Linked DNA regions of Homo sapiens: all the other regions are linked to region 1. The links are chromatin loops, found by intact Hi-C in ENCODE. Cell type or tissue: CD4-positive, alpha-beta T cell. All regions are shown on one strand. Region 1 overlaps SLC67A1-AS (SLC67A1 antisense RNA). Region 2 has its middle 22 kb from the start of MIR4686. Region 3 holds the start of KCNQ1OT1 (KCNQ1 opposite strand/antisense transcript 1). Region 4 overlaps TRPM5 (transient receptor potential cation channel subfamily M member 5).

Region 1 (5,000 bases):
CTGGGTCTGGAACTCTTGAGCCTCAGTTTCCCCATCTGTGAAATGGGGACAACGTTAATCCCTGCCTCACGGGATGCTTGTGAAGATTAGACAAGATCATTTGCACATCAAGTGCATGGCATGAGGCTGCCTGGCAGAAAGGGTGTGCTGCAGTGGCAGCTGGTACTGACCAGCAGCTAGGGGATGGGGCCACTGCTGGGTGCTAGGCACGTGTGCCTCAGTGCTCACTCAGGGCTGGCGTGAAGACTGATGCATGAGAGTCGGAGTGACCTGTATCCCATGGACTGTCCTGAACTCTGACAAAGGTGGGGTTCACTGCCCAAACTGCTCATCATGTAGATAACATTTCATCCTAGGCTTGGCACGGTGGCTCATACCTGTAATCCCAGCACTTTGGGAGGCTGAGGCAGGTGGATCATGAGGTCAGGAGTTTGAGACCAGCTTGGCCAACATGGTGAAACCCCGTCTCTACTAAAAATACAAAAATTAGCCAGGTGTGGTGGCAGGCGCCTGTAGTCCCAGCTACTTGGGAGGCTGAGGCAGAATTGCTTGAACCTGGGAGGCGGAGGTTGCAGTGAGCCAAGATCGTGCCACTGCACTCCAGCCTGGGCGACAGGGTGAGACTCCATCTCAAAAAACAAACAAACAAACCAAACCCCTTTCACCCTGCCTGCCTGTTTACATGGCAGGGGTGTAGGTGCCTTTCCTCCCCGCCAGCCCACATCTCTGGGTATAGAGTGAATGTCCAGTTTTCATTACAGCACAGCTGGAGGGGTGGCCAGTGGCAGCTCTCTGCCCTGCCTGCCCCTCTAGGTTGGAGGGAGAGGCTGATGATGGTGAGGGTAGTGGCATCCTCAAGAGGAAGGCCGCTGTGCCAGGCACATACTGACTTGCCCTTTAAGCCTCATCAGAAGCTTTACAGATGAGAAAGAAGAGGCACAGAGAGGTTAAGCAACTTGCCCAAGGACACACAGCTAGTAAGAGGCAGATGCTCTGCCCAACTCCACAGCCTACTTGTTTGCTGCTGGCCAGGCAGTGCCTGTCCCCTGTTCCCCATACTGTTCCCCTTGCTGGGCCAATGCTGAGGAGCAGGTCTGATAGCCTCCAAGGTGAAGCCAGCTCCTGAGCTGCAGCCCCAAGCCCTGCAGCCCTCTCCAGCGCCCTCCCCTGGGCCCATTCTCTGCTCACTCTCTGAGCTCGGCCTGTGTGCCGCCACCTCCCTAACCACTTCCCCAGCTGCCCTGATTGCTGGCCCCCAGCTCCCAGCCAGAAGCAGGACTATGATTCCTTGTTGTTCCGAAGCAGCCAGGGCACAGTTGTGCTCAGGACTGAAGGGTGTGAGTGTCCATACGTGCCCAGGCAGTGACCACGCGGTGGGCAGGTGCAGGCCCGACACAGAGGCTGCAGCCTCGGGGCTGGCTGTCACCTAGGGGCTCCGGGCAGCAGCGCCAATGGCGGGAACGAAGGCAGAGGGCGCCGGGCTGCCGGCCGGGCCTGCGGGGGGATAGGGCAGGAAGAGGAAGAGGAGGAGCTGGGGATGAGGAGGGAAGGAAGGAGGAGGGAGGGGAGGAGGGGCAGGGGGAGCAGAGAGGAAATGGGGGAGGGGCGGCAGGGCGGGTACCCACCTCTCCGCAGAGCGGGCTCTTTGTCTCCCCTCCCCCACCCCCTGGAGACGGGCGAGGCCCACGTGCTGTTTCCCACTGAGGTGCGAGTGACACCGCCCCACCCCCAGATCCGAGGGGTGTTGGGGTTTGTGAAAAATGCGCTCCTGCCCGCTGCAGCCCGGACAGCCACACTGGGCAGAGCCCCCATCTTACACTTGAGGGGACTCGGGGCCAGAGAGCAAGGCCCTGGCCCAAGTCACCCCCAGGTGTGAGGCATGAATGAGGTGGGTGGGGGTCCTGGTGGCTGTGCCGTTTCGGGACGCCAGGGGGCAGCAGGCGCCCAGCTTCAGCCCTCAGGCTCCAGGCTCCAGTGGGCGGGAGGCTGCTTGGCTTCTGGCTGCCCCTGCGGCTGGGGAAGGGGGCACGGGCAACCTCTTGGTTGAGCATCTACTCTGAGCAGCCCTCGCCTGTGGGGTGCAGCCACCTGGGAGTGTGTTAACCTGGGAGGCCGCCAGGGCAAGCCTGCCGTCACCTCCTGGCCTCTGCGCTCGGTCTGGCCAACTGCCCTGGCTTCAAAGCTCAGCCAGGAGGAGGTGGAGAATGGGAGGGAGGAAGGAATGAAGGAAAGAAGGAAGGAGTTAAGTGTTGGGGGCTCCCCTCCTTCTCTGACCCTGGAGGTCAGTGGGGCGGGACCCCAGCCCAGGGCAGGAGGTGGCTTCACTGTCTCTGACTTGCTGGGGGACCCTAGGCCGGTCACTCCACCTCTCTGGGCCTCAGTTTCCTGCACAGGAAAGTAATAGGATTCAGAGAGGTCACGCCATGTAGCAGGCGCTTTTAACTGACATCTGAAATACAGTCTCCCTCAAGGCCTGGGAAGCCCCTTCACCCCCGAGGGCCCAGTAGGGGTGAGGCTTCCTCAGTAACTGCAGGCCCCTCCTCCTGCAGTGGAGGAGGGAGTGGTGGGGTGCATCTGGGGGCCCTCATGCCACCTCTCTGGAGGCATCCCCACTCTCTGGCATTTCAAATAGGCCCTGAGCTTCTCTGAACGCTGTGGCTTGGGTGTGGAAAGCAGGGTGGGAGGGAGTGGCTTGGAGAGGCTTTGAGGCCCTGGCGCCCCCCGTAGGCAGGAGATGCTGGTCACAGGGGTCTCCCCGAGCTCCAGCAGGAAGTCAGGGGGCTTGGTGGGAAGGGAGATCTGCTCACACCAGATTTGTTTTTCCTGCTGTTTCCCTGATAAAGTGAGCCACTGGGCCTGGGACCCCTGTGTCTGTGTCCTGTGGATTGGCAGGGAGAGGAGGAAAGGCCTGGTGGGCTCAGAGCTGGCTGCAGGGGTGTCTGACATAGGTCCCCACATGTCCTTGAGACCCTCCTCGGTACCTGCTTCCTAGCCCGGGAGCCCCCTTCCTAGCCCAGAAAGGCGCCGTGTGAAGCCCACGATGACCAGTGGCCCTCGGTTTCCTGGAACATTCAGTGCCGAAACCAGCAGTCTCAGGCAGGCTGGGACCAGGGGGTCCCTCTCTTCCAGACCCCAAGGGAAGCAGCCCCTGGTCCCGTTCTGGAGCAGGGGTGACTGTTCCCTATTCCCACTGGGCCTCTCCTCAGGGCCTGCCCAGCTCCGCCCATCGGTTCCTGGGGAGTGAGGACCCCTGGCCGGAACCCCCAGCACAAGGCAGTCCCTGTAATCGGAGCTTGTGCCGCATGTGGCCACGTCACCGCAGGGAGGCCGGCACCTGCGGAGGACGTGCCTGGCAGCCGCCCCAAGAACAGCCTGTCCTGGGGGGCGGGGCGAGCCTTGCGCGCGGGGAACTGGTGCGGGGGAGCTCTCCTGGCCCAGCATGGCCCCCCGCCAAGTGTGTGCTGAGCCGCCTGTTGCGGGAGGGGGGGCCTTGGGTTAATCTGTCACTCCCCATGCCCCTGGGGCCTCTGGGCTGGATGACTCCCCACCCCATCTTATGGATGGGAAGGTGGAGGCTCAGTGGGGGCAGGGAGCTCTGGGGCCTTTGGGGGCACAGCCAGTCAAGCTCCTGTCCAGGGCTGGTCTGAGGACCTGCTGCTGGGTGATGTGGTTTGAGGCCAAAGGGGTGGCCTTTCCAGAGTCAGGCATCCCTGGGCAGGGTTGTACCCTGCACAGATGCCCAGCCCTGGCTCTAGGGCTTGGGGTGGGAGATGTCAGGGGAGATTCCCAGGGCCCTTGACTTCTTTCTTTTCCTGCTTTCTTGTGCCCTCACAGAAGTCCTATGGAGGGGCTCAGGCTGGGTGAAAGGCAGGGCCAACCTCAAGTCTCAGTGACCTCAGGCAGGTGGCTTAACCTCTGGGAGCCTGAGTCCCCTCCCTTGCAAAATGGGCACGAACACACCTCCCTCTCAGGGGTCTTGGAAGGATTAAATGAGGCAACGAGCCCAGCCCTGGGTTAGGGCAGGGCCCTGAGCAGGCACAAGATGAAGGCAGCAAGTGTTGTCATTGTTTATAATATCCCTCTGGTCCTCTCCACAGGGCACCACCTGGGGAGCAGCTGGGGAGGCAGCCGGGAAGGGCACAGACACCTCTTGCAGGGTCCCTGGGGTGCTGTGGGAGGGTGGTACTGCTGAGGGCAGGCTCCGGGTACCTGGAGACTCTCTAGTGGGCCCTGGAACAGCACAGATTCAGATGGTGTCCAGCCCTCACCTCCTACCCACCTTGACCCTGTGCCTGCAATCCCCAGCCCTTTGTGATTGATGGGTGATATGGGGCCCATGGCTCAATGGAACATTCTTTGAGGCCTTCGTTTGTTTGAAGACAGATAGCTCAGGGCCTCAGAACCCAGGGAACAGGCCCGAGGCAGGTTTCACCATGGGTCAGAGGGGAAAGAAGAGCTCCCGGCCTGTCCTTGGTCACTCCCTGATAGGGGCCATTGGCCCACTGGCCGGGTGTCCTGTGTCCCAGAATTTGGGTTCCCTGGGGCTCTGGGTAGGGATTGGGCCTAACCTAGGACGGGCATTCCTAGCCCTGTGAAGCCACCTGCGGCACACATTCCTGATGGGGCCATGAACATGCCGACAAGGCAGCTGTACAGCTGCCACACCCGGGAAGGGGAGGCCTCGGGCAGCCGGGGAGGCACTGGAGTGGAGGTCACCCGCCAGAAAGCACATGTGGCCAAGGACATGGCTTCCTGGGCCTACCCTCGTTCTGCTACTCATGGACCAGTGTGTTTGCCTCTGGAAGCCTCTGTCTCCTCGGCTGTAAAGCGGGCCTACGACATTGACCGACCACCCATGAGGTTGTGGTGAGGACTGGCCCATGGGTGGCCCCTGGGAAACAGCTGGCTTAACGATTCCAGCACGAAGATCCACCAGGATTGGGACCTAGGCTTCTCTGGCTTCTGGGTCTTTCCTAGAAGGAACGCACAGCAGTGAGGGC
Region 2 (5,000 bases), 700 kb after region 1:
ACACGGGGACGGGGACACAGAGACAGGGAGACAGAGATGCAGAGAGATGGAGGCGGGGAGACAGAGACGCAGAGAGACAGAGACAGAGAGACAGGGAGACAGAGACACAGAGAGACAGAGATGAGGAGACAGAGGCGCAGAGACAGGGACACAGAGATGGGGAGACAGAGATGCAGAGAGACAGAAGAGAGATGGAGGTGGGGAGACAGAGATGCAGAGATGGAGACAGAGACAGGGAGACAGAGACACAGAGAGACAAAGACAGGGAGACAGAGACACAGAGAGACAGAGAGATGGAGAAGGGGAGACAGAGACATAGAGATGAAGACAGAGATGAGGAGACAGAGACACAGAGACAAGGACACAGAGATGGGGAGACAGAGATGCAGAGAGACAGAAGAGAGATGGAGGCGGGGAGACAGAGACACAGAGATGGAGACAGAGAGACAGAAACAGAGAGACAGGGAGACAGAGACACAGAGAGACAGAGGGATGGAGACGGGGAGACAGAGACGCGGAGACGAAGACAGAGATGAGGAGACAGAGACGCAGGGAGACAGAAGAGAGATGGAGGCGGGGAGACAGAGATGCAGAGATGGAGACAGAGACGGGGAGACAGAGACACAGGGAGACAAAGACAGAGAGACAGGGAGACAGAGGGAAGGAGACGGGGAGACAGAGGCACAGAGATGAAGACAGAGACAAGCAGACGGAGATGCAGAGACAGGGACACAGACACGGGGAGATAGACAGACAGAAACAGAGAGACGGGGGAACAGAGACGCAGAGACAGGGAGACACAGATGGGGAGACAGAGATGCAGAAATGGAGAAAGAGATGGAGATACAAAGACAGAATTAGAGAGAGACAGAGATGGGAAGAGAAACAGAGACAGAGACAGAAGCAGAGAAATAGAGACGCAAAGATAGAGACAGATGGGGAAGAGACAGATAGAGATGGAGACAGACAGACAGAGACACAGATAGAGATAGACAGAGATGGGGAGAGAGGCAGGTAGAGACAGAGGCAAACAGAGAAACAGAGACTGATGAGGCCACACACCCATCCTTCTGTTCACCTCAAACCCTCTACCCCTCTCCCTGCTACAGATGGAGACCCCCATGACCTGTGTGGTCCAGAACCCAGGTCTTCACCTCCCCCCAGTGTTCCTGGGCCCACCGGTTTCTCGAGGATAATAGTGAGCATGGCGGTGGCTGGAGCCCAGAGCCAGCTGGGCCACAGCACAGCCCAGGGACGGCCCACCCTCTACCAGGCCAGATTCAGCCCCCTGATGCCAAGACCCCAGATCCAGCCCAGGCCCAAGCTGACCCCTGCCACATCTGCCCCTGTGAGTGGTGCCCACGAGATCTGATGCCCTGACTCACAGGCAGGGGTGGGCACCGGCCCCCCATCTTGGCAGGCCAGGACGCCCTCCTCCCAAGATGCCTCTTCCTCAAGGAGGTGGAAGCAGCCTGGCTCCCCTAGTCTGAAGGCCTGGGCCCCGCTGCCACTCACTGTCCACAGGCTTCCGTTTTCCCACCTGTGGAATGGGGGTGATGGAAATACAGCCCCAGGGCGTCGTGGTGCTGCACAAATTTGCGAGGCCACCAGTGCCCTGCAAAGCTGGGGGGTGCCCCATTGCGAATACCTCAGCGCAACCCTCCCCGGGGGCGGGAAGCGGGGAGCAGCCTTGCTCAGGGCTGGGGTCTGAACTTGGAGCCGCGTGGCCCCCCAGAACAAGCCAGGGCCTGACTGCATGAGTGCTCACTGCATGGCCGGTTTGCTAAGGGTGGGCTGGCCAATTCAGAAGGGAGGAAAGAGCCCTTGGTGGGAGTCAGTGAGGGGCAGAGGTCCTCTCAGGCCTCCAGAGACCTTTCGAGAAGCCCCCTGCTCCTACCTGGGTGTCTGGGAGCTGTGTGGAAGTGTCCCTAGAAAATTCTACCCCTGACTGACCATGTCAGGGACTTGGGGAGCCCAGAGGCATCTGGGAAATTGGGGCCCATGGGCACCCACCTTCAGTGCACCCGATGCCAGCTGGCCCGGGGGCCCCTGAGGTGCCCACAAATGTCCCCACAGACTGCCCTGTCAGGTTTGCCTGCCAGGCCCCTCCCCGGGCAGGGAGGGGGCTTTGTGGACCCCCAGCCTCTTTCCGGCACAGGCGGCCGGGAGCGAGGTTATGCCGCAGATGGCCGCAAGGGGGTGCCAGCCTCAGGGAACACCAGGGAAGGGGCTGGGCCTCAGTCTGCAAGGACAGAGATGGCCCAGCATGCCTGCCACCTGCCACCCACCAAGAAGTGTGCACCCCAGGCAGCAAGAGAGAGGATGACAGCTGCAGAGAAGAGGAGCGGTGGCCAGCGGAGCTTAGCTGGGGCATGGGCTTGAGTGTGGCTGCAGCCATCCCCATCCACGGAGCTAGAGGGTGTGGACAAGTGGGAGTGGGGCAGGCGCCGGAGCCCCTGGGAGCAAGCATGCTGGAGGGTCCCTGGGGTGAGCTCAGGGTGCAGGGGCCAGGGAAGCTGCAGGACCCAGGACCCCACCCCATCCATATCCCAGATCAACATGATCCAGGGAGAAACATACTTGCAACTTCTCAGCCCACAGATGCACGCAGTCACATACAAACGCACACACACTCAGCCCATCTGCAGCAAACTCACGTCCATGCCCTGCAGAAGCACCCGTGCACACCATGGAGACCCTTGTGCCCAGGAAGGGCGCACAGCCTGCTCAGGTTTGTCCCTGTCCCTGCAGGCAGGTCCCAGATCCAGCTGGGCGGCAGGACCAGGACCCAACGCCTCCCCATCTGCTGTCCCCTCCCTCCCTGTCCCCGCTTGCAGCCACCATCACCGCTCTCAGCAGGCTAAGCTGGCCTTCACAGGTGGCCTGGTCTTCCATTGACCCTCGGCATGCACACACGGGTGCACACAGGGCCAGGTTCACACACTCTGACTCTCACATGTGTGCACACAGGGCCGGGCTCACACACTCTGACTCTCACATGTGTGCACACAGGGCCGGGCTCACACACTCTGACTCTCACATGTGTGCACACAGGGCCGGGCTCACACACTCTGACTCTCACATGTGTGCACACAGGGCCAGGTTCACACACTCTGACTCTCACATGTGTGCACACAGGGCCGGGCTCACACACTCTGACTCTCACATGTGTGTGCACACAGGGCCGGGCTCACACGCTCTGACTCTCCCATGTGTGCGCACAAATCGCAGCTGTTTCAACACCAGCACTACTCTGATAAGTCCCCGGGCACAGGCCCCAGCTCCCCACCCCCCGGGTTTGGAGTCTGGGGTCTTGAGGGAGAAGAACGTGGGGCCGAGGGTACAGAGGGCTAGGCCTCGAGTATGGGGTTTCAGGTGGGGTGTCCCTGTGGGTGGATTCCCAGGGGCCTGCCCTCCATGGGGTTCATAGCAGCCCCCAGCGAGGGTGGACCGGACAGTAAACAGGAGCTTCCCTGCAGGCCTGTAGCTGAGGCCCTTCCAAGAACAAGGGTGGGGCTGGGCCCCTGCTGGGCACTGTGCCGAGCTCCCGCCCCGTGCTCCACCCTGTACTCCCTGCTCCAGGCCGGCCCGATGGTGCCTCCATTCCTGCCCCTGCTTTTCCCCTCCCTGTGTCCACTTGGGCCCCTGCTGCCCTCATGGACGGTCTCTCCTTAATTGACCCCCAGCCCGCATCCTGACAGAGCTGTGCCTTCCTCGGTCTCCCCGCTGCTGAGGACAGCACACGGCACACCCTGCCCCTGCCTGGAGCCTCTGCCTACCTCCCAGTGGAGCGGAGCAATGGTGTCACCTGTCACAGTGACACAGACCAGGGCCACTGTGTCGCAGAGCAGAGCAGCTCAGCGGTGCCCGCAGGCAAGGTCAGGATGCACATCCTGGGAGAGAACATCTTGTGCCACAGCCAGCAGGACCGTCTGGGGCTGGTGCACCCACCAGGCCCTGTGACGCCACTGTATCTGCCTGAGCCATCATTGCACCCTGTCACTCCGCTGATTCCCACCGTAGCCCACGGGGTTGGTATAAGGACACATGCCACCCAGGTGGGGACACTGAGGCCCACCGGAGAGTGGCCAAATGAGGCCTCGAGCCTGGGCCTCCTCTTTTTTTTGAGGAGACGGAGTCTCACTCTGTGGCCCAGGCTGGAGTGCGGTGGCACAATCTCGGCTCACTGCAAACTCTGACTCCCTGGTTCAAGCTATTCTCCTGCCTCAGCCTCCTGAGTGGCCGGGATTACAGGCATGCGCCACCAAGCTGGGCCTCGTTTTTACACAGCAACCTCCCCAGGGCCAACCCTGTTCTGGCCTCTGAGCTGCCCCCAGGCAGCCTCTCTCCTGTTTACCTAGACACTGTCAGACCCTGCACCAGTGCCTGATGCCCAGGACAACACTGGCCCCTCAGTGGGCAGGGCTGTAGCCAGCCTTACCCCTGGAAACAGGGGAGAAAGGGAGGGAGGGGGGCCCACATGCAGTGGTCGGCCGCTGTGCACCCCCCTGCAGAGTCAGCTCAAGACACCGGGCTCTGCCTTCTGGGGTTCCCAAGGCTGCTCCCCTGAAGAAGACTGCTCAGTCCCAGCTGCCCCAGACCAGGCCCTTGGTGGGGGGTCCCTGAGCCTCCACTCCCTCCGGGAATGGCTGATCCTCCTTGGAGCCGAGTTTTTGTGCTGTGGGGAGAGCACCCAACCATGGGGGGCACCCTGGTAGCTCACGACATGGACCCCTGCCCACGGGCATGCCCTCGGCCAGCCTGGAGACAGCTGCTCTATTGACTGCCGGGCCAGGAGTGTCCCAGGTTAAGCCAACAAGCCCCCGCTTTCTGAGAGAAAAATCACCTCCTTTGGGTGTGGAATATGGGGGGGCGGGGAGCTGGGAGGTCGGGAGCCCTGGCTGGACCACAGGGCCTATGGCTGGGGACCTCTCGCTGCCGAGGTCACAGTGAACTGAGACCCCCTCGGGTCTCAGCCTGGAGGGGGTGACCCAGGAGGG
Region 3 (5,000 bases), 190 kb after region 1:
ATTTGTCAGGGAAAAATCCAAGTGCCCAGGAGCTTGGGGTCTGAGGTTCCAGGGTTAGGTAGAGGGTGGAGGCAAGCCCAGAACATGAAAATCTATATAAATGAATCAACTACTTGTAAGATATGTCCCCATCCAGGCCCACAATTAGAACCCACAGTTTTGTTAAGTGTAAGACCAAATAAGCTCAATTTTCATGACTTTACAAATCAGTTTTCAAGATAAAAATCCTAACCAACACCCTTTGTCACTCTTTAGTAGGAGGGTGGACACCATTTTAAGTGAAATTGATTTAGGGAGCTTTTCAGCCTGTGTTCGACATCCTTGGAGAACACAACAACAAAGGCTGGGAGACAGCTCTGTGTCCAAGAGCGAGGACTGAAGGAGTCCACCAGGCTACCTCCTCCATCTGATGCAGCTAACAAAGGCCCAAAGAAAAATGGCCACGTTTCGAAAATCTGTCTTTCCCACCAGAATGTAAACCCCACATGAGTGGGACTTTTATTCTGGTGAAATCTGTGAAATGACTCTGAAGACCTGGGATCCTGCTCCCCTGACCTCCTGGGGAGGTAGAAATGGACATGCAGGGAGGGTGATCAGGGGAGGATTCTGGCCTCCTGAGGAAGGCTGAGGAAGGCCAGAGGAGGCCTGGGGGCCACAGTGAGGCTGGAATTGAGCTGCACCCCAAGCAGCAAAAAGGAGCAGGACAGGGGCCTGAGGCCACCCTCAACTCAACATTCCTGACCCTGTCTTCTCACATAATCTCTCTCGTTTCCTATCTCAATGGCTCCAAGAGGCTGTCAGCATCACCTCCATCCTACAGGCGGGGAAATGAGACTTGCAGGTATCTCTGCATTGCAGAGTCCAGGCCAGGGTCAGGACTCCAGCCCTGCCCTGCTCTTTTTGGTCAGGGGCAGAGAATAATAGTGGTCACTGAGTGGGAGTTGTGATCCTTTGGATGTCAAGAGAGAGGCTGGGCACAGAGGAAGCAGGCAGACAGGCAGCTGATAATCTGTCCTGAGGAGGCAGGAAGGTGGGAAAGCCACTTGGGAGCTGAAGTTCCAAGCTCCATTTTCCCCTCAGACTTCACTTCTAAAACACAAGTTCAAAGATAGTAACTATCAAGAATTTCAAGACAGTGACATTATAGCGTGAAACCCTGAGTCTGGGGTGCACCTGAGCACTGGCTCTGAGTGATGGCACTGGTTGCACAGCTGCCTCTCGGACAGGCAGATGACAAAAACTTCCCAGCTAGATAGTGAGGGTGGACTGCGCCCTCTGATCAGACACATGAACTCCCTGGGCCAGTGCGAAGGGACAGGCGCCCAGGGGATGTGTCACTTGTGCCCAGATTGCCTGTGGGCTGAGCAGGAGGCAGGGAGTGGACTCATCTGGGCGTCGTTGCTGAAGGCCTGAAAGGAATCACTTGCTGCCTGAAAAAATGACACCATTTTCTCTTTCTCTTCTGGGCTGAAGAACAACAAAACCCCCAACCCGGTCACCCTTGGAGAGAGATTCCTGGCTCTCCCGTAGACGTATATTTTCGGCAGAGGCAGTGAAGATGAATGGCCTCCTTGCGTGCCTTGGTGGGGGGACGGCTGGCTCGCTTGGCTGGCTCCAGCCTCCCCCTTCCTCCTGTGTTTGAGGTCAACCCTGGGTTGGGGTTGTAACAACTTTCGAGAACATACCCAGAGTCCTGCATTCCAACACTGTTTTTGCAGTCCACATGGAAGGGCCAAACGGCCCCCAGCCTTGCCAGGGAAGCCTCAGGGTGTGAACTTCTAGAGGGGGCTTTTGTGACCCAGGCTTTTGTCCCCGGAGTTTATGGCAATGCTTGGCATTCAGAAGGCGCGCGCCAGCGGCGCGGAGGGGACGGACAAGGGGAGGGGCCGGCAGACGCGGTCAAGTGTCACGCCCGGATGGGGGATGGGAGGTGGGCAGGGCGGGCCCGGCCGGGCGCTGGCAGGCGCGGGGCGCCCTCGGCGCTGCCCTTTGCCAGGTGGGTGGCCTGGCATGTCCCGGCCACCCCTGCCACTCACCCCCTGAGGTCCCAAGTCCTCAGGGGTGAGCGGCAGACACGGGTGTTCCAGGCACAGCAGTGGGGGCTTCAGAACATCCCGATCCCCTGCATGGACCCGCTGGGAGGGGGGAAAACGCCTCCCGCACCCGGTGCCACGGCGGTGGAGACCTTGCCCGGGTTCGAGGGTCGCTGCAGCGGCGCCGGCGGAGGGGCTGGTCTCGGGCGTGGCCTGGACGCCCACAGGCCTCCACACCGAGGGCCCACAGCAGTGTCGGGGTGCGGCCGCTGTCCTCACGCGGTCACCCCGGGGTGGTGAACACATCACGCAGAGAACTGGCCCGTGTCTCCAGCTCACCCCGGCGATGCCAACGCTGAGGCTGGCGCTGGCCCCGGCCCCCGGTGGTGCTCAGGGACGACGGGTGGGGGCAGGGAGGGCGGCGGCTCGCGCCACCTCACACCCAGCCAGTGCCTCATGCGGCGCTGGACCCGCTGGGCCAATCTGAGCCCGGGTGGCATCAAAACGAGACTCTTTCGGCCAATGACAGGACACGGCACATCACTTTCCGCACCCAGCCAATCCGTGCAGCAGCCCGCCGCAAGCCTTCCCCTGCTGCCGCCCAATCAGCAGGTGGGGGGCGGTCGCCACGTCGGCAGCGGCGGGGGCAGTCGGAGCGCTGCCGCAGTCTCCAGGCAGAACGGTCGCCGCGTCGCCTCAGCACGGACCTCCAGGGAGCTCCTCAGCAAGATCCTGCCAGGGCGCCCCTCAGCGCGATTCTGCCGGGGTGCCTCTCAGCGTGGTCCTCCCCGGGGCTCCTCAGCACGATTCTCCCGGTGCGCCCCTCAGCGCGGTCCTCCTCGGTGCGTCAGTCATCGTGGTTCTCCCCGGCGCGCCCCTCGGCGCGGTTCTCCTCGGGGCTCCTCAGCGCGGCGCTCTTCTGGGGGCTCCTCGGCGCAGTTCTCCCCGGGGACTCCTCGGCGCCGTTCTCCTCGGGGCACCCGGGGCTTTTCGGCGCGGTTCTCCCCGGGGGTTCTTCGGCGCGGTTGTCCCCGGGGGTTCTTCGGCGCGGTTCTCTCCGGGGGCCTCTCGCCGCGGTTCTGTTCTCCCCGGGGGCTCCTCAGCATGGTTCTCCTCCGCGCGGTCCTCCCTGGGCCTCCTCAGCGCGGCACTCTCCTGGGGGCTCCTCAGCGCGGCACTCTCCCCGGGGGCTCCTCAGCGCGGCACTCTCCCGGCGGCTCCTCAGTGCGGTTCTCCCAGACTCTCCTCAGCGCGGCCCTCCCCATCTCTCTGGGAGGGTTTGAACACGGTCAGCACGGACCTGGGCGGACGGCGCGGGACGGGTGATCACTGGCGTTGCTGAGGTGAGCTGTGTGCCCCGCGGCCGTCCCAGATCACAGGCGTCAGCAGTGCAGCCTGGCCTGGGCAGTGCGCTCCCATCTGCACCTTATGGACAGCGTGGCCAGGGTCGAGGTCCGAGTTCCTGGCCGCGTCCCAAGGATCGGATTCCGGGTCTATAGTTCTCATGGTGGTTCAGAGTGGGCTGAATTGGGATTGGAGTCTGGAATCCGCATCGTGGTTCTGAGTCCGCGCTATTGGGATGGAAGTTGGGAATCCATGTTGTGGTTTTGAGTCAAAGCCCGAATTGGGACCGGAGTCGGAAATCCACTTAGTGGTTCTGAGTCAGGGCCCGAATTAGGATCGGAGGTGGGAATCCCCGTTGTGGTTCTGAGTTAGGTATCCTAGTTGGGATCAGAATTCGGGTCTAGGGTCCACATCCTGGCTGGGAGTTTGCCTGAGTTGGGATCTGAGTAGTTGGGGTCCCAGTCAGTCCGGGTCTGGAGTCCGCATGGTGGTTTTAGGTAGGGCCTCATTAGGGACAGAGGATCGGGAGTCTGAGTTGGGGACCTGAATCCCGGTCTGGAGTCTGCATCATGGCTCTGAGTTGAGATCCAAGGGAGGTCCGAGTTGGCGACTGGAGTCAGGGTCTGGAGTCTGTCTTTGGGTAGAGGTTCTGAATGGGGGGCTCTGAGTTAAGAGATTGGGATTGGGGTTAGAGGTCTCAGTGGGGTATGGGAGTCAGGAATTGAAGTCGAAGTTCTGCCTCTAGGTGGGGATTCTGAGTCAGGAATTAGGGGGCGAAGTAAAGGTTGCAGTCTGAGTTGGGGGTGGTGATCACCTGCCAGGTGAGAGGTAGTGGTAGAAGTCTCTTGGTCATATTGGAGATGAGAGTTGATCAGATGCAGGTCTCAGTCTGGGTAGTAGGCTTGAAGGGCCACCACTATGTTCAGATCCCAGTACCCCACTGTGGTCCCTGAGCAGGTCAAATAGCCTTTTATATAAAATTGAGAGTAAGAGTGCCTTCCCACAGCACTGTTCTGGTTATGAAAGAGAATAATTCATCCAGGTAGAATAGTTCTGTCTTAGATTATCACAAAGTATAAAAACTTTCCTGATAATATCCACATTTGATGTGCATTTACCAGTTCTTTCTTTACTGTGGTGCCCCTTTTGCTAGACCAAAAGCTCCCAACGAGGAACTCTGTTTTGTTTTCTGCTGCCTGCTCTGTACCCAGCCAAGAGCCTGATACACAGCCTTACTCAGTCAGTACTTGAAGGAAAGCAGGCAGGCAGGATTAACCAGATTTCTATGGTGTCTCAAATGATCCATTTCTGCACCTGTTTTCCAGATACTCAGTAGGAGAAAAATTTAAGGATTGAGTTGCTTGATTATGGGTGTATTTTAATGTGTTTCCTAACATGCTGAGGAGAAAAGTGGGTCTGTTTCAGGATTTATGCTCCAGCTAGAGGGATTTTTTAAAATTGCGAATCAGAGCATGTCCAAATTCAGATAGAAAGCACAAGAAAACTATAAAGAATTTCCCTTATGAATGTAGATGCAGAAGTTCCTTGTACAATGCTAGCTAACTGAATCCAATAATATGTATTAAACAACAATTCTTAAACAAGTGGGATTGCTCTTAGGAA
Region 4 (5,000 bases), 460 kb after region 1:
ACCACCACCAAAACCACCACCACCAACACCATCACCATCACCGCCACCAAAACCACCACCAACACCAACACCGCCTCCATCACCACCACCAAAACCACCACCACCATCAACACTGTCACCATCACTGCCACCACCCTCATCACTGCCACCAACATCACCACCACCAAAACCACCACCACCATCAACACCGTCACCATCACCGCCACCACCCTCACCGCTGCCACCAACATCACCACCAGCACTATCATCATCATTACTACCACCATCACCACTACCACTGTAATTACCACAACCAGCCACCACCACCACCACCACCACCACTAGTATCACCACTGTATTAGAACTGCCTGAGACTGAGTAATTTACCGAGGAAAGAGGTTGAGTTGACTCACAGTTCAGTATGGCTGGGGTGGCCTCAGCAAACTTACAATCATGACGGAGATGAAGGGGAAGCAAGTCACCTTCTTCACAGGGCAGCAGGATGGAGTGAGTGCAAGCCAGCACCCACTCCAGGTTCTGCCAGTATCTGAGTGGCAAGAGGGAGCCAGCAGGAGTTCCAAGGAAAAGTGATCCTAGCAGATCACCAGAAGCCAAGGCTCCAAGGCTTCTTTGGGTTTTATTGTCAGGGTAATAGGGAGCCATGGAAGGTTGTAGGCGGGGAGGAACATGACCTGGCACTGAACCAGAGTTGGCTGGGGAAGAACTTCTGCAGTTTTTTTGGGTGTCCAGGAGACAGAGGTGGAGGGAAGGACCAGGATAGATGAAGGACTGTGCCCCCCAACTCCATAGACTTAGAGGCACCTTCTTCACAGGGCAGCAGGATGGAGTGAGGGGAAATGCCAGATGCTTATAAAACCATCAGATCTCATGAGAACTCACTCACTATCATGAGAACAGCATGGAGGAAACCACCCCCATGATCCGATTACCTCCACCTGGTCCCGCCTTTGACACATGGGGATTATGGTGATTACAACTTGGAAGGGAACACAGAGCCAAACCATATCAAGCACCCATGCCATCATCATCATCACCATCATCCTAACTATCACTGCCATCACCACCACCATCACCAACATCTGAACCATCCCCACCACTACATCACCCACACTGATATCACCATCACCATGACCACCATTATCACCACCACAATCACCACCATCTCCAACATTATCACGTTATCAAAAACACCACCATGGCCACCACCAGGATCATTATCACCCCCACCACCATCATGACCATCAGCACCACCATCGTACCACACCATCACCAACACCACCAGTACAATCATCACCATCATCGTCTCCATCACCACCATCACCAACATCACCACAATTATTAACACTATCATCATCACCGCCACAATAAACACCACCATCAACACACCACAACCACGATCATCACCACCACCATCATCATACTCATTGTCATCATCACCCTCATCATCACCACCACCATCAGCAGCAGCACTGCCACAACCACCACCACTATCATCATCACCATCACCATGAACACCAGCATCACCAGTGACTATAGTCACCACCACCATGATCATCACTACCACCATAACAACCAACACCACCATAACCACCACTACCCCATCACCATCACCACAATCATCACCATCACCACCACTGCCACCACTACCAGCTACCACCACCATCATCATTACTACCACCTCCACTATCATCACCACCACCACAACCATCATCACCACCACCAGTACCAACACTATCACCATCACCACCACAATCATTATCACCACCACCATCCCCTCCACTGTCACCATTGTCACTACCACCATGACTACTATCATCATCCCATGATTATTACCACCACCATCACCATCACCAACACCAATACCAACACCAACACCACCAACATCATGACCACCATCACTACCACCACCATGATCAACACTACCACTGCAATAACCACCATCACCACCATTATCCCCACCACAATCATCACCACCACCACCTTCGTCACCCACCACCATCATCATCATCACCACCTTTATCAGCACTAATACCATCAACAACACCACAGTCACTACCACCACCACTGCCATTTGCACCACTATCATCATCATCTTCGTCATCATTCCCACCACCATCACCATCACTATCATCACCACCCTCATCAACGGTAATGCCATCACCACCCCAACTACCCTCATGCCCACCACCATCACCACCACCGCCACCATCATCACAAACACCGCCATCAGCACGGTCCCCATGATCATTGTCACCACCACCATCATGACCATCAATATCATCATCACCACCACCACCACTACTGCCACCATCATCACCACCACCACCATCACCTTCACCCGTTACCACCACTGCCTCAGACTCTGCCCATGGTCCTTTAGCGCCCTCTGGTGGCTGACAGGCCAGACTAGAGAGGCCACCAGGGTCCCAGAGAGCAAGTCCCAGATACTGTCCCCCACCATTCCTGGAGTTTATGGTTTGAGGGGCCCCGAACAGGGGGTCCTTGGAGTCTCTTTGGGAAGGGGCACACAGAGGTATCCCCCAGGCTCTGTTCTCCTCATGTGTTACCTGCAACCTCCCAGAAGCCAGGCTATTAGAGTCCCTGTTTGACACTCCAAGGTACTGAGGCCCAAGTGGCTAAGTAGCTCAACAGCTATGCAGGATCCAATCCCAGGACTGCGGGATTCCAGAGGCACACTCTGTCCCACTGGCACCCTGTCCTGACTCCGGATGCAGGGACAGTCCTCACAGAGCATCCCTGGTGCTGACCGGTGAATGGACATCACTCACAGCTGGCCCACGGCTGTGCAGCCTTTCCAGCACAGATGAGACACCATGGGGGCCGATGCCCCACGGCCTCGCAGGGCCACAGCAGGGAGGAGACAGTCCCTCTGCCTCCCTGTCCTCCACAGGACAGCTGGGCCCAGCACCCCGGCATGAGACGTGTGCTCTTGAGGCAGCTCCTGTTCCTACTTACTGTGGAAACTGAGGTGAAGAGCCCTGTCCCATCACATTTCAGGGTGGATTTCAGCTGCATCGGTCCCGGGCCACCCCGCCAGACATCGCCAAAGGAGGCAACGACAGCAATCTAAGTGGCCTAGAAGCCACGTCCACACAGGGTCTCCTCTCCCAGTCAAATCGGACATGCCCCCAGGGCCTTGGTGCCAATCACACCTGAGGACGGCCAGCCCTTGGTGTCTGGGTGGCTTTGGAGACAGCAGGCCTGTGGGCTCGGCCGTGTGGAGCAGGTGAGGTGGTGCCCTGTGTTGGTTCATGGCCAGCTCCCTAGGGCTGGCATTGGCTGCCCAGGTGCCAGGAGTTGTGGGCGGGGAAGAGGAGGAGGAGAGGCTTGAGAGTTGGGCCCACAGGCACACCCTGCAAGGTAGGCAGACGGCTCCACCCGCGCCTTGGCCAGCAGCCGCGTGTCAGGGTGCTGGGGAGAAGGCAGACAGGTAGGGACCCTCACACCGCTGACAGCCCAGGTGGGGAGAAGGAGCAGGATTGTACCTCCTCCTCCCAGGTGGGAAGGGCAGGTGGGCATGAGAGGAGTGGGGACCAGGACAGTGCGGCTTTGGCCACACCCCTGCCTCTTGCCTCAGTTTCCTTATCTTTAGCAGGGAGGATCCCCGCTTCCCTGGGCTGTGAAGGGCCGGCCCCACTGGGGTGAGGTGGGGCATTCTGGAAGGGGCTGCCCAGTGCTGGAAGAGGGTCTGGGCAGGAGGGCCAGCCCCACGGGCTCTGGATCTGAGACTTCAGGGGCAGTGTCTGGCCAGCAGCCTGCAAAGGCAGGTGCGGCTCAGAAGCTGAGGGCGAAGGGAGTGGGGCAGTGGGAGGGGTCTGGGGTCACCAGGTCACTACTGTGTCCTCTTGCCACCACTTCCCTGAGCCGTGTCCTCCACTGCAGCCCAGGGAGATGGGGCATCCTCATAGGGAGGACACAAGGACACACAGCTGACTTCCAGCCTGCTGCACGCAGGGACCTTTCTGGCACCCTCCCCTTGTGACTGGCCGTTCCCCCAAATCTCACAAATGAGGCAGGCCCAGGGAGGCTGAGGGACCTGCCCAAAGTTACACAGCCTGGTGGGGATGAGCGGGGCTGGGACCCCAGGGCCTGGTCATCCAGCTCTGCCCTGAGCTGGTCTTGGGGAGCCCAGGAAGCCACATTTGGCTCTTGGCTGCGGCTACAGGTGCCCCGCTGCCCTGGGAGCCCCAGCGCCTTCACCGTCTGGGGGGCTGCCTCAGTTTTGCCTCTTGGGAGTTCTGGGGTGGACTTCTGGCCAGGGGTCACGATGGCCCCTGGCTGTCCCGGGCTCCCTGCCCCACCCTGGGATGCACAGGGAGGGGTGCAGAAGACCTGGGCACCTGCTCATGCAAATCCCAGCTGTTTGCATCACCTCCCTCTGGGCCCATTTGCCTGGTGCCTAGCACCTGGCCAAATGCCTCCTTAGTCCCTGGGCTGGCCGGCGGGGGCGGGGGGCACCGAGCCTGGGCATGGGGCAAGGGGTGGTTGCGGCCACCAGGAAGGTGAGGCTGCCCCACGCTGCTACTCGGCTTCCCTGACCTCAGCTGCTGGGTGCCCAGCTCTGTCCCGTCCTCGGGAGGAAGGAGGTGCTGTGGGCCCTGGGAAGGGCCAGAGCTTTGGTTGTGGCTGCTTCCACCTCTGATGGCTGCTGGTCGTCCCGGGGGTCTTGCATAGAGTCAGGGAGGCACTGCCGAGCTCCAGGCTGAAGGGTACTCCCGGATGTCCTATCCCAGAACTTCCAAGAGGCAAAGCTGAGGCTCACTGGAAAGCAATTCAAGGGCCAGGGAGCCCTGTAGGACCCCTCCCAAGGCCCAGGCCCTCCATTAGCTTCCCCACCAGGGACGAAGGGAAGAGAAGAAGGAGTCCCCCATCTATGGCCTAAGAGTCATGGGGAAGGCGAGGATAACAGTGTTGTCCAGCCCAGTCCCGTCCCCCAGGCTGAGGGTCATGGCCAAACCCCAAGCCCCCTACACCCTGTG

Evidence for each region. A loop is a pair of places that touch in the nucleus more often than their neighbours do. Peaks named below come from ENCODE experiments on the same cell type or tissue, not always from the same donor. Only the 100,000 strongest peaks of a DNase experiment are listed, where the experiment ranks them.
Region 2: it touches region 1 in a loop (2.4-fold over the local background); 19 of 110 quality-filtered maps call a loop at or near these places.
Region 3: a loop joins it to region 1, with 2.7 times the contacts of the local background. A loop is called at or near these places in 78 of 110 quality-filtered maps.
Region 4: it touches region 1 in a loop (11-fold over the local background); 94 of 110 quality-filtered maps call a loop at or near these places.

What each region holds. Positions count from the first base shown.
Region 1 is chr11:2,889,174-2,894,173 of GRCh38, reverse strand. All of the region lies in intron 2 of SLC67A1-AS (SLC67A1 antisense RNA), which reads left to right. Among named protein-coding and RNA genes, the nearest start is that of CDKN1C, 5.9 kb to the right of the region's middle. RefSeq lists an enhancer at 1,540-2,339. In CD4-positive, alpha-beta T cell, a CTCF peak has its summit at 1,900 (motif pointing right); DNase peaks (open chromatin) are centred at 1,163, 1,643, 1,933 and 3,340; H3K4me3 peaks cover 1,405 bases; H3K27ac peaks cover 2,134 bases.
Region 2 is chr11:2,192,290-2,197,289 of GRCh38, reverse strand. No RefSeq gene overlaps it. Among named protein-coding and RNA genes, the nearest start is that of MIR4686, 22 kb to the right of the region's middle. In CD4-positive, alpha-beta T cell, CTCF peaks have their summits at 2,010 and 2,213 (motif pointing right); a DNase peak (open chromatin) is centred at 2,189.
Region 3 is chr11:2,697,704-2,702,703 of GRCh38, reverse strand. All of the region lies in intron 11 of KCNQ1 (potassium voltage-gated channel subfamily Q member 1), which reads right to left. It overlaps KCNQ1OT1 (KCNQ1 opposite strand/antisense transcript 1), which reads left to right and starts at 2,710. Exons shown (of 1, transcript NR_002728.4): 1 at 2,710-5,000. RefSeq lists silencers at 2,227-2,296, 2,307-2,576 and an enhancer at 1,270-2,509. In CD4-positive, alpha-beta T cell, no CTCF peak of the experiment used is centred here; DNase peaks (open chromatin) are centred at 1,913 and 2,583; H3K4me3 peaks cover 2,055 bases.
Region 4 is chr11:2,425,772-2,430,771 of GRCh38, reverse strand. TRPM5 (transient receptor potential cation channel subfamily M member 5) reads left to right here. Exons shown (of 29, transcript NM_014555.4): 4 at 3,019-3,247. Among named protein-coding and RNA genes, the nearest start is that of TRPM5, 16 kb to the left of the region's middle. RefSeq lists a silencer at 2,279-2,573. In CD4-positive, alpha-beta T cell, CTCF peaks have their summits at 2,196 and 2,398 (motif pointing left); DNase peaks (open chromatin) are centred at 2,381 and 3,508.